Linked DNA regions of Homo sapiens: region 1 is linked to region 2. The links are chromatin loops, found by intact Hi-C in ENCODE. Cell type or tissue: PC-3. All regions are shown on one strand. Each heading gives the region's core, and the rest is flanking DNA. Links, peaks and the distances in the headings are about the cores only. Region 1 holds the start of SALRNA2 (senescence associated long non-coding RNA 2). Region 2 has its middle 7.0 kb from the start of LINC02205.

Evidence for each region. Hi-C counts contacts between places; a loop is a spot of excess contacts. Peaks named below come from ENCODE experiments on the same cell type or tissue, not always from the same donor. Only the 100,000 strongest peaks of a DNase experiment are listed, where the experiment ranks them.
Region 1: it touches region 2 in a loop (6-fold over the local background); 2 of 110 quality-filtered maps call a loop at or near these places.

Annotation. Positions count from the first base shown.
Region 1 is chr15:70,633,677-70,639,053 of GRCh38, forward strand. SALRNA2 (senescence associated long non-coding RNA 2) reads left to right here and starts at 1,573. Exons shown (of 1, transcript NR_126482.1): 1 at 1,573-3,638. LOC107984791 (a long non-coding RNA gene) reads right to left here. Exons shown (of 3, transcript XR_001751595.2): 3 at 1,073-5,377. RefSeq lists an enhancer at 1-16 and a silencer at 1,962-2,106. In PC-3, for the core only: a CTCF peak has its summit at 3,296 (motif pointing left); no DNase peak of the experiment used is centred there; H3K27ac peaks cover 188 bases.
Region 2 is chr15:70,510,228-70,515,604 of GRCh38, forward strand. No RefSeq gene overlaps it. Among named protein-coding and RNA genes, the nearest start is that of LINC02205, 7.0 kb to the left of the region's middle. RefSeq lists an enhancer at 2,546-2,625. In PC-3, for the core only: CTCF peaks have their summits at 2,723 and 2,928; a DNase peak (open chromatin) is centred at 2,724.

The DNA.
Region 1 (5,377 bases), core at 296-5,295, 120 kb after region 2:
TGGCCTCAGCCCCAGTGTGTTTTCCAAGAAACTGAATGAAGATACTAAACACAGGGCTTATCACAGAGATGCCTCCAAACCAGCGGGTCTCAACAAGGGTGATTTTGCCTCCCCAACAAGGGAAACTTTGGCAATGTCTAGAGACCAATTTTGGTAATTGCAACAAGGCTATGGTGGGGGTGCTACTGCTATCTAGAGAGTAGAGCCCAGGGATGTGGCTGAACTTCCTGCAAGGCACAGGGCAGGTCCCATGACAAAAAATTATCTGACCCAAGATGTCAGTAGTGCCAAGATTGAGAAGCCCTACTCTGAGAAACCCCCCTCAAGAGATGGCTGTTGAGTGAATTAATGAGACGTTGAGCATCCACTATGTGTCCTGAGAAAGCACAGATGACTAAGACACATTCTCTCCGCTCACGAGCTCATACTTTCTTCCAAGAAACAGATACAAGTGGCTGTGTTACAGTATACAACATGCTTTAATGGAAACGCTATGGGAGCAGAGACCAAAGAACCACTGATCCCACTAAGCAAGGCATGATTTGAGCTGGGTCCTGATAAACAAATGGAAGTTTGGCAGAAACACAAAGTGGGGATGAAGGGCGGATGGAGGCATTAAATGTGCCTGGTGTGTTGGGGACACCTCCTCTTAAGGAGAAGCAGCTGGAGGGGGGCTGGGGAGGCGCTGGATGCTGCGGTAAGGCCTTGGCTCTGTCTCACAGGCACAGGGTTCAAGAAGGTTAAGCAGAGGGTAACACAGTCAGATCTATTTCTTTAAAATAAGAATATATTAGGGCCCGGTGTGGTGGCTCACGCCTGTAATCCCAGCACTTTGAGAGGCCGAGGTGGGCGGATCACGAGGTCAGGAGTTCGAGACCAGCCTGACCAACATTGTGAAACCCTGTCTCTACTAAAAATAACAACAACAACACAAATTAGCTGGGCATGGTGGTGGGCACCTGTAATCCCAGCTACTCAGGAGGCTGAAGCAGGAGAATCACTTGAACCTAGGAGGCAGAGGTTGCAGTGAGCTGAGATCGTGCCACTGCACTCCAGCCTTGGTGACAGAGCGAGACTCTGTCTCAAAAAAAAAAGAATATATTTATTATCTCTGGTTTAAAAAAAAAAAAACTTCCCTCCAACAAATAATTAGCATAACAATCACCTTTGTAAATCCGCCATGATGACCTCACACCAAAACACAGTGGAATATGCTGGAACCTTGGAGAGCACGCCAAAACACTACTCTGTCCACCCTCACGCACCCCTCCCTTGCCCTGTGCATGTGCCAGATGTTTTGTGTACAATTTAATAATTTTTACTAAATTCGTGGAGTTGTACCACCATCGCCATCATCCAGTTTTAGAACATTTCTGTCACCCCAAAGAGTCCCCATGTGCATTTGCACTCAATCCCTATTCCTACCCCCAGCCCCTGGCAACCACGAAGCTGCTTTCTGTCTCCATCGATTCACCACTTCTTGACATTTCCTATAAATGGAATCATACAATATGTGGTCTTTGGCCTCTGGCCTCTCTCACTTAGCATGACGTTTTTGAGGTTCGTTGTGTGGTAGCATGAATCAGTGGTGTGTTCCTTTTTATTGCTGAATGATATGTCAGTCAGATGTCTATTTAAAAGACTATGCTGGTTATAGAATGAAAGATGGGGTAGGAGGAGGAAGAAAGTAGAGGCCAAGAGACCAGTTAGGAGACACTGGTTGTTGTTCAGGCCGAGACAAAGAAGGTGTGAGTTGGTAGAGAGGCTGTGGGCATGAAGAGAGAGGACTGGGTGGGAGGTTACAGGTCTGGGAGCAATTAGTGTACAATAGGACCATTGGGGAGGCTTGACCAGAGGCCAGGAGCTACATAGGGAAAGTGAGAAGCCCAGGAGAGGTCTGAATTCCCACAGGGCTAAGAAACAGGACCTGAGCTGATTGCACCTCTGGGCAGATTCATACCTGGCTGAAGGAACAGAGTGCTCTAAGGACCCACCAGCCCTGCGGACCCTCCTGGTGGTCTGCTGCCAGGCTGGCTCCTTGGGCTATTGGGATGAAGATAATGAGAACATGTTTGTCAACTGTGCAGGTGACACAAATCTGGAAAGAACAGCAAATTTGGGATAACAATGTTCAAAAACATCTTGGCGGGCTCCAGTGATGGGCTGTGGCAAAATCTGGGCAGCTCCACGGGGGTGAGACCTAGTGGATTATGAGTCTTCTGGTTACCTGTCTGTCTTCCTAGGATGCTGTGAGCTTTGTGAGAACAAGAACAGTGTCTGCAGGACACAAGGAGTGTCATCTGAAAAGGACCCCAACAACTTGCTCTGGGTCTCAGCTCTGGGGGTTTCCCCAATAAAACCTGATCCCTAACCCATACTGTATGATGTGCAGAAATTTATCCCAAGCCCTGGTAACTCAACAGGTGGTCATCACAATAGTGACATCTTCTTCTTCGTATCCATTTATCAAACCAACTGTCATGCCAGCCCATGGACAACAGAAGGCACAGACCCCTTGGATGATGGGCACCTTCACTAAACAGAGTCAGCTCAGATTTCCAAATACAAGTATTAAGCAGGGGCCCCATTACTGCACTCTGTTTACGGTGTCCTCATTCTTGGAAACTGGAAATTCTGATAACATTTACTGCACTGTCTAATGATATAACTAGCATATGCTCTCTGAGGCAGATCTGGAAAATATAAGCAAGATTAACTTTTTGATTAATCTCTCTCTCAATACAGAATACATGCTCAGCATATTCATTCATTCATCCATACACATAGGTACACAGACACACACACACACAAACACATACACACCACAGATTCTTTCTACATATTTGGGATCAACAGTTTGGCTTTTAGTTTCAAATTAAAAACATTTTTCTGTCCTTAAGACTCTTTGAAAACAGTCTGTGCACTCAGGGCATCACACCCCACCCTATGCAGGTTCCATGACTGATGTGCCCATTCCCCTCTCATTGCCGTGTAGGTGGTTTTGGATTTGGGGATTGGCTTTGGTAAGCCTAAGTCTGCAACCAGTACATCGGCTGTGTCTCTCACGTGAGCCCATGAGTCCTTCCCCCTTTAAGCAACCTTCTCTCAGAACCTGCAATCCTTCCTCTTCTGGTCCCCTTGCTCCTGGGTGTGTGTGTAACTTCCCTCTGTTCCTCACCTCAAGGGCAAGTTATGCCCTAGCCCCCTGCTTCCCCCTGGCCAGCTAGCTTCTGTGACTTCACATCTTCACAGTCCTGCGAGACCACAAAAAAGATCCTTCCTGGCTCTCTCCTGCCATCTCCTGCCCACTCACATCTCTAGCTCCCTGGCTGAAGCAGTACAGTGCTCGAATGAATTAGAAAAGCAGGACAAACCTAAATCCATGTGAAAACATGCAATAGGTTTCATTGTAAAGTCCCATGGTTGCTTTGTTCTCAGCTATCTGCATATGACATTATGACAAGCCTGATTTAGCATCTGGAAAGAGACCTAGAGGCATAATTGGTTAATAAGCTAAAGAAGAATCAATAGTGGAATGTGGCTGTCAAAAGAGAAAGTTAGGCTGGGCGCGGTGGCTCACACCTGTAATCACAGCACTTTGGAAGGCGGGTGGATCTCGAGGTCAAGAGATCGAGACCATCCTGGCCAATATGGTGAAACCCCATCTCTACTAAAAATACAAAAATTAGCTGGGTGTGGTGGCGGGCACCTGTAGTCCCAGCTACTTGGGAGGCTGAGCCAGGAGAATCGCTTGAACCTGGGAGACAGAGGTTACAGTGAACCGAGATCATGCCACTGCACTCCAGCCTGGCGACAGAGCGAGACTCCATCTCAAAAAAAAAAAAAAAAAAAAAAAGAAAAGAAAATTAATGCCATGCCACTCACAGCCACCTTCGTGTACCATGTTCGGGCTCAGGACCAATAGGGAAGGCACAGGAAGGCAGATTTCTGGTCAAAATTAAGAAAAGGCTTTGTAAAAGGGGTTGACTGATGAAACGGACTGGCAGTGAGTTGCCCACCACTGGCGATGTACATGAAAATATGGTATTCATTATGCACCAAGATTTTCTTGCTTCCCACATAAATGTATGACCCACACTTCTTAAGAAGTGACTACAGAAAGAGAATACCTAAACAGTCTATGGGAAATGTGAGCTCTGGCTTCTGTGTGAACCTCGGAAGACTGCAGTGAGGTGTGTGGTTGCTCCCTGAGGCGGGTCTTGAACAGGCCCCCAAGGAGTGCTTTCACCAGCGCTTGGGACTTGACAGAGGGAGGCAGCATTTGATCTCATTAACTAGGACAATCACAGGTGGGGGCACAGCGTCCTCCACTCTTCCTGAGCCCTGGGCTAGGAGAGGCCAAGGCCCTATCCCCAACCCTCACGTGGCCCATGATGTTTTGCTGCAGCCCCTGCACTGTCTGTGCCCAGATGAGCCCCAGCAACTCCAGCAGATACTCACTTATCACTCATTCAACACACGTTTCCATCCTCTGGCCTGTTGCGGAGAATGGTTTGCAAGGGTGGTACACTCCTAGGTATACCTAAGAAAATGGTTCCATTTACCTTGGGGAGAGGCATCAAGAAAGCAAAGTCTTACTGGGTCAAGGCAGCGGACGTGTGAGAGGGTGTGTCTGCCAGAGAAAACAGCAAGTGCAAAGGTGCGGGAAGTGGAGGGCCTTGGGACAGGGCTTGGGGAGGAAAGCATACAATGTGGCCAGTAGCTTGGCTGGTTGGGGCTGAATGGGGGTGAAACGTGAAGCTGGGGAGGCAGATGGGGTTCAGAAAAAGAACAGCCATGCTAAGAAATGGGTTTTAATCTCCAGGCCGTGGGGAGCCGCTGAAGGAATGTAAAGAAGGTAATGATGGAAGCAGATTTTCATTTTCAAAAGACAATCTGGTAACACTTCACAGTGAAGTGGAGAATGGATTGAAGCAAAAGAGGCTAGACACAGGATGGCCAACTGAGGGGAGACTGTAGACATTCACATGAAAAGTGCCCGGTACCTTCACTAAAGCAGTGTGGTTTGGGAGGAGAAAGAGGGAAGGCTTCTATCTAGAAATATTGCAGCATGGTTACAAGTGGGTATACAGAGCAGGATGGATTCGGGTGGACTCCCATGCTTTCTGACTTAGGCAACTTCATAGATGGTAAAGTTATTTCCCGAGGCAGGGCAGTGATGATTTCAGATGTTGTCTTGTTGCCCTTGCTTATGGGAATATATGTCTTGATTTGGATTAGAAACCAATAATGTCCATGCAACATATATGATATTTCTCAAGAGTGTTGGATGCCACGTATCTGAGCCATTTCCTTGGTTTAAAAATTTCCTGCATGGTAAGGCCAGACAGGAAGCTTGCTTTACCTGGATTCCTTG
Region 2 (5,377 bases), core at 147-5,146:
TCAGTTTGCTCTTACCTGTAAAATAGGAATAATAACATCCCTCTTGTAGGGTTAATGTGAAGATACAATGTGATCCTGCTTTTAAGGCACCCTACCCAGTGTCCTGCTCAGTGACCTGCTCATAATGAGAGTCCAAAAGATGGTAGAATTTGCTGGTAGAAAAAAATCAAGGAGGACCCTTCCTTAACTCGTTCTATGAAGCTGGCACCATCCTGATACCAAAATCTGGCAACGGCACAGTAAAAAAAGAAAACTATAGGCCAATATCCTTGAAGAACATAGATGCAAAAATCTTCAACAAAATACTAGCAAACCAAATCCAACAGCACACAAAAAAGTCAATTCACCACCATCAAGTAGACTTTATTCCTGGAATGCAAGGTTGGTTTAACATACACAAGTCAATAAATGTTATTCGCCCCTCATAAACAAACTTAAAAGCAAAAATCATATGATCATGTCAATAGATGCAGAAAAAGCTTTCAATAAAATCCAACATCTCTTTATGATTAAAAAAAAACCCTCAACAAACTAGGCATCAAAAGAACATACTTCAGAAGACTAAGAACCATCTACAACAAACCCACAGCCAATATCAAACAGAATGGGCAAAAGCTGGAAGCATTCCCCTTAAGAACAGGAATAAGACAAGGATGCCCACTCCCACCACTCCTATTCAACATAGTACTGGAAGTCCTAGCCAGAGCAATTAGGCAAGACAAAGAAACAAAAAGCTTCCAAGTAGGAAAAGAAATCAAATTATCTCTCTTCACTGACAATATGATTCTATACCTAGAAAGCCCTAAAGACTCTGCCAAAAGGCTCCTAGAACTGATAAACAACTTCAGTAAAGTTTCAGGATACAAAGTTAATATACAAAAACCAGCAGCATTTTTATAAACCAATAATATTCAAGCTGAGAGCCACATCAAGAACTCAATCCCATTTACAATAGCCACTCAAAAAAAAAAAATACCTAGGAATACATCCAACCAAGGAAGTGAAAGATCTCTAAACAGAACACTACAAAACACTACTGAAATACTGAAAGAAATCATAGGTAACACAAACAAATGGAAAAATGTTCCATGTTTGTGGACTGGAAGAATCAATACTGTTATAATGGTCATACTGCCCAAAGCAATCTACAGATTTAATGCTATTCCTATCAAACTACCAACATCATTTTTCACAGAATTAGAAAAAAATTCATATGGAACACTTACAACCATTTGATCTTTGACAAAGTCAACAAAAATAAGCAATAGGAAAAGAAATCCCTATTCAATAAATATTTGATGCTGGGATAACTGACCAGCTATATGCAGAAGAATTAAACTGGACCCCTACATTTCACCATATACAAAACTTAACTCAAGATGGATTAAAGACTTAAATGTAAGACCTAAAACTATAAAAATCCTAGAAGAAAACCTGGGAAATACCATTCTGGACATCAGCCTTGTCAAAGAATTTATGACTAAGTCCTCAAAAGCAATTACAACAAAAACAAAAATTGACAAATGGGACATAATTAAGGAACTTCTGCACAGCAAAAGAAACTATCAACAGGGTAAACAGACAACCTACAGAATGGGAGAAAATATTCACAAACTATGCATCCAACAAAGGTTTAATATCCAGAATCTATAAGAAACTTAAACAATTAAACAAGCAAAAAAACAAATAACCTCATTAAAAAGTGGTCAAAGGACATAAACAGACACTTCTCAAAAGAAGACACACAAGTGTCTGACAAACGTATGAAAAAAATGTTCAATATCACTAATCATCCAAGAAATGCAAATCAAAACCACAATGAGACACCATCTCACACCAGTCAGAATGGCTATTATTTAAAAGTCAAAAAATAACAGATGCTGGCAAAGCTGTGGAGAGAAAGGAACACTTATACACTGTTGGTGGGAATGTAAATTAGTTCAGCCACTGTGAAAAGGCAGTTTGGAGATTTCTCAAAGAACTGAAAATAGAACTATTATTCAACCCAGCAAGCTCATTAGTGGGTATATACCCAAAGGAATATAAATTGTTCTGCCAAAAAGACACATGTAGTCGTGTATTCCTCACAGCACTGTTCACAATAGCAAAGATATTAAATCAACCCAGGTGCCCATCAGCAGTGGATTGGATAAAGAAAATGTGGTACATATACACCATGGAATACTATGCAGCCATAAAAAAGAATGAAATCATGTCCTTTGCAGCAACATGGATGCAGCCAAAGGCCATCATCTTAAGCAAATTAATGCAGAAATAGAAAACCAAATACTGCATGTTCTCACTTGTAAGTGAGAGCTAAACATGGACACATAAACACATGTCCATAAACACATGGACATAAAGATGAGAACAGACACTGGGGACCACCAGAGTGGGGAGAGAGGGAGAGGGGCAGGGGCTGAAAAACTACCTATTGGATACCATGCTTATTACCTGGGTGACAGGGTCATTCATATCCCAAACCTTGGCAACATGCAATATACTCGGGTAAGAAATCTGCACATGTAACCCCTGAATTCAAAATAATAGCTGAAATTTTAAAAAAGAATTTGCTGGTGGGGCACCCTTCGGAGTTGGCAGCAAACCAGGCGGTCGTCCCAGGTGAATCCTTGAAGGTAGGGCTGGCCCTACCCAAAATTATGTACTCCATGCTTGGCTCTACAGCACCCTCTTCCTGCCAAGTCAGGCCACTACCACTGTCAGTGCAGCCCAGAGACTTGAGCACCCCACAGTGGCCGCACCTCTGCTCTGCTGGCCCCAAGTAAATGGCACACACAGCATAGTGGCTCCAACACTGAAGATTTTTCCTGGACACAGCAGCCCGTGGCCCTTTGTTGAGCCACACAAAGACAAAGCAGCTCAATTGCGATACCTAGCAGGCTAATGTAAGCTTGTACTCCCCCAAATTAAAAGGGATCAGTGGCATATATTAGTTATGCTAGAAAAAGAAACAAGATAACATTTTTTTTTTTAACAGAAAAGCAAAAATGACAGAGGTGCAGAGTGGGGAGAGGTGGGGCGAAGAATGAGGGGAAAAAAATCAATTTTCCACAAACTACATTCCAGGGCACAAAGTGGAGAATGGGAAAATTAGTTTCCAGAACGACTCCTGTCTACTTTGTCCAAAAAATAAGGTTGACCTAGGAAAGTCTAGTTGGGGCAGAGAAGTGCAAACCGCGGTGGGATAGCAGCCTGGCCGGGTCCTGTGCGAGCAAGGGGGCACACACTTCACCCAGCCCTACGCTCTAAGGGATCCTCACTACCCAGCCCCTGCTCAGGAACCTTGACTGCCTTTGTCATTGGCTGCAATCGGCACAGGGCCCTCTGTCTAGCAATGACAGAAAGTGCCTTTAAATGCAGAGTTTTAGAGTGCCCCCCAAATGATCAAGTACAAAGGGCTGAGCACTGCCTGTGAAATGAGAACTGACAGATACATTCTCTACCCTAAGTGCTCATACAAGTAACCCAAATGCCTTCAGCCCTCTGGATTTCAAGGGTCACCTTTCCTCTAATAACCCAATCACTGCCATCCAAGCAGCCATCTCATATGGCAGCAGGGAGGCCAGTGTTCCCTGGGATTTCTGGGCCTCCTCATGGGCTCCGAACATGTTCAATAGGATCAACAGGACACTGATTTTTCCTTATTACCTCCACCCCCAGCTATTTGGTCCCAGGCTGCACCTGCACTGCATGGGGGTCACCTCCTGCCATCTCATAATTTGATTCTCCAGGCCACCGCATGCACCACTCCCTGACTGTTTCATCTCAGTCCTGGATGCGAGCCAGTGTCTCCACCCTCAAACTCAGCTAAGACCAAACCAGTATGTTAACACAATTTTACTGAAGGTTTAGGCATGATTTATGTACAACATGGAGGTTAATTTACAACTGCTGCTAGAAGTTACTAGTCTTAGAGCTCATCATCGAAAAACCTGACCTCAGAATGTTTGCCCAGCTCCCAGCAGGCTCCATATGGAGGGGAGCAGCTCTGTCTCCAGGAGCCACCACACCCCACCGTCCATTCTTTTGGCCCCAGAGGGAGAAGAAAAGCCTCCCCTCCCCAGGCAAGACCTGCCTCCTTCCATGCCCCAGGACATCCCTTTCCTTCAGGAGAAATTGTAGGCCTCCACAAGGTGTGGTCTGACCACCTGGACCCAGTCCCAACGATCAAAATGACTCCTGGTTTTAGGGGTCACCCTATTGAATAAGGGAAGTACAAGGGCCGCCCAAGCCCAGTCCCGTGCACAGTCATCTGAGAGGAAGAGAGAATGCAGCTCGCTCACCTCTTTTGGCCTAGTTCAGTCTTGGCTTCAGATCTCCCCAGAGAAAATTCAAGAAACGAGGATGAAAACAGCCTAGCGGACAAACAGTAATTTTCCAACATGAACTATTGTGAATCTAGATGTTGGAGGTAAGCAGGACTCTGATGCCACAAGATCAGGCTCTGCTAACACACTAGGTACATTCTAAACAGACACTGAACACCACAGGCTGCAGCCTCTGCTTCCAGGGCGCTTCACTGACGTTTCAGAGATTCCTCAAGAAAAATGGGCAGGTATCTACTGCCTCGACTTAAAGACCTCACCAAGTGGGACTGCCAAAATGATGAATTCCAATCTGCATCCTAGATTGCTGCAAATGTTTGCAGGTCCCCAGGGCAGTTTTCCAGCTCCAACTTGATTTTATAATCCAGTGTCTTATCAGATACTCCACATTAAATACATGGAAAATTGAGAACCCCTTTGTCAAATGTATCCAGGGGAAGAACAGCTGCAGTCCACACTCTTATTCTTCATCTGTCTCCTTTTCATCCAGGATCTGCCTCTGGATCCCATTCTGTCTATCCATCTAGCTTCCTTCTCTTTATCTATGTATCTACCTGTCATCTATATCTACCTATTATCTCTATGTATATCTGTCTACCTATCATCTATATCTACCTATCTATCATCTATATCTGATATGGTTTGGCTATGTCCCCACCCAAATCCCATCTTGAACTGTAGCTTCCATAATTCCGACGTGGTGTGGGAGGGACCCAGTGGGAGATAATTGAATCATGGGGGTGGTTTCTTGTGGTAGTGAATAAGTCTCACAAGATCTGATGATTTTATAAGGGAGTTCTCCTTTCGCTTGATTCTCATTCTGTCTCGCCTGCTGCCGTGTAAGATGTGCCTTTTGCCTTCCACCATGATTGTGAGGCCTCCCCAGCCACATGGAACTGTGAGCCCATTAAGCCTCTTTTTCTTTATAAATTACCCAGTCTCCGGTATGTCTTTATCAGCAGTGTGAAAACAGACTAGTACACTATTTATATATAATCCCATGCTAATCTTTGCTGAAATGGTCACCTTTC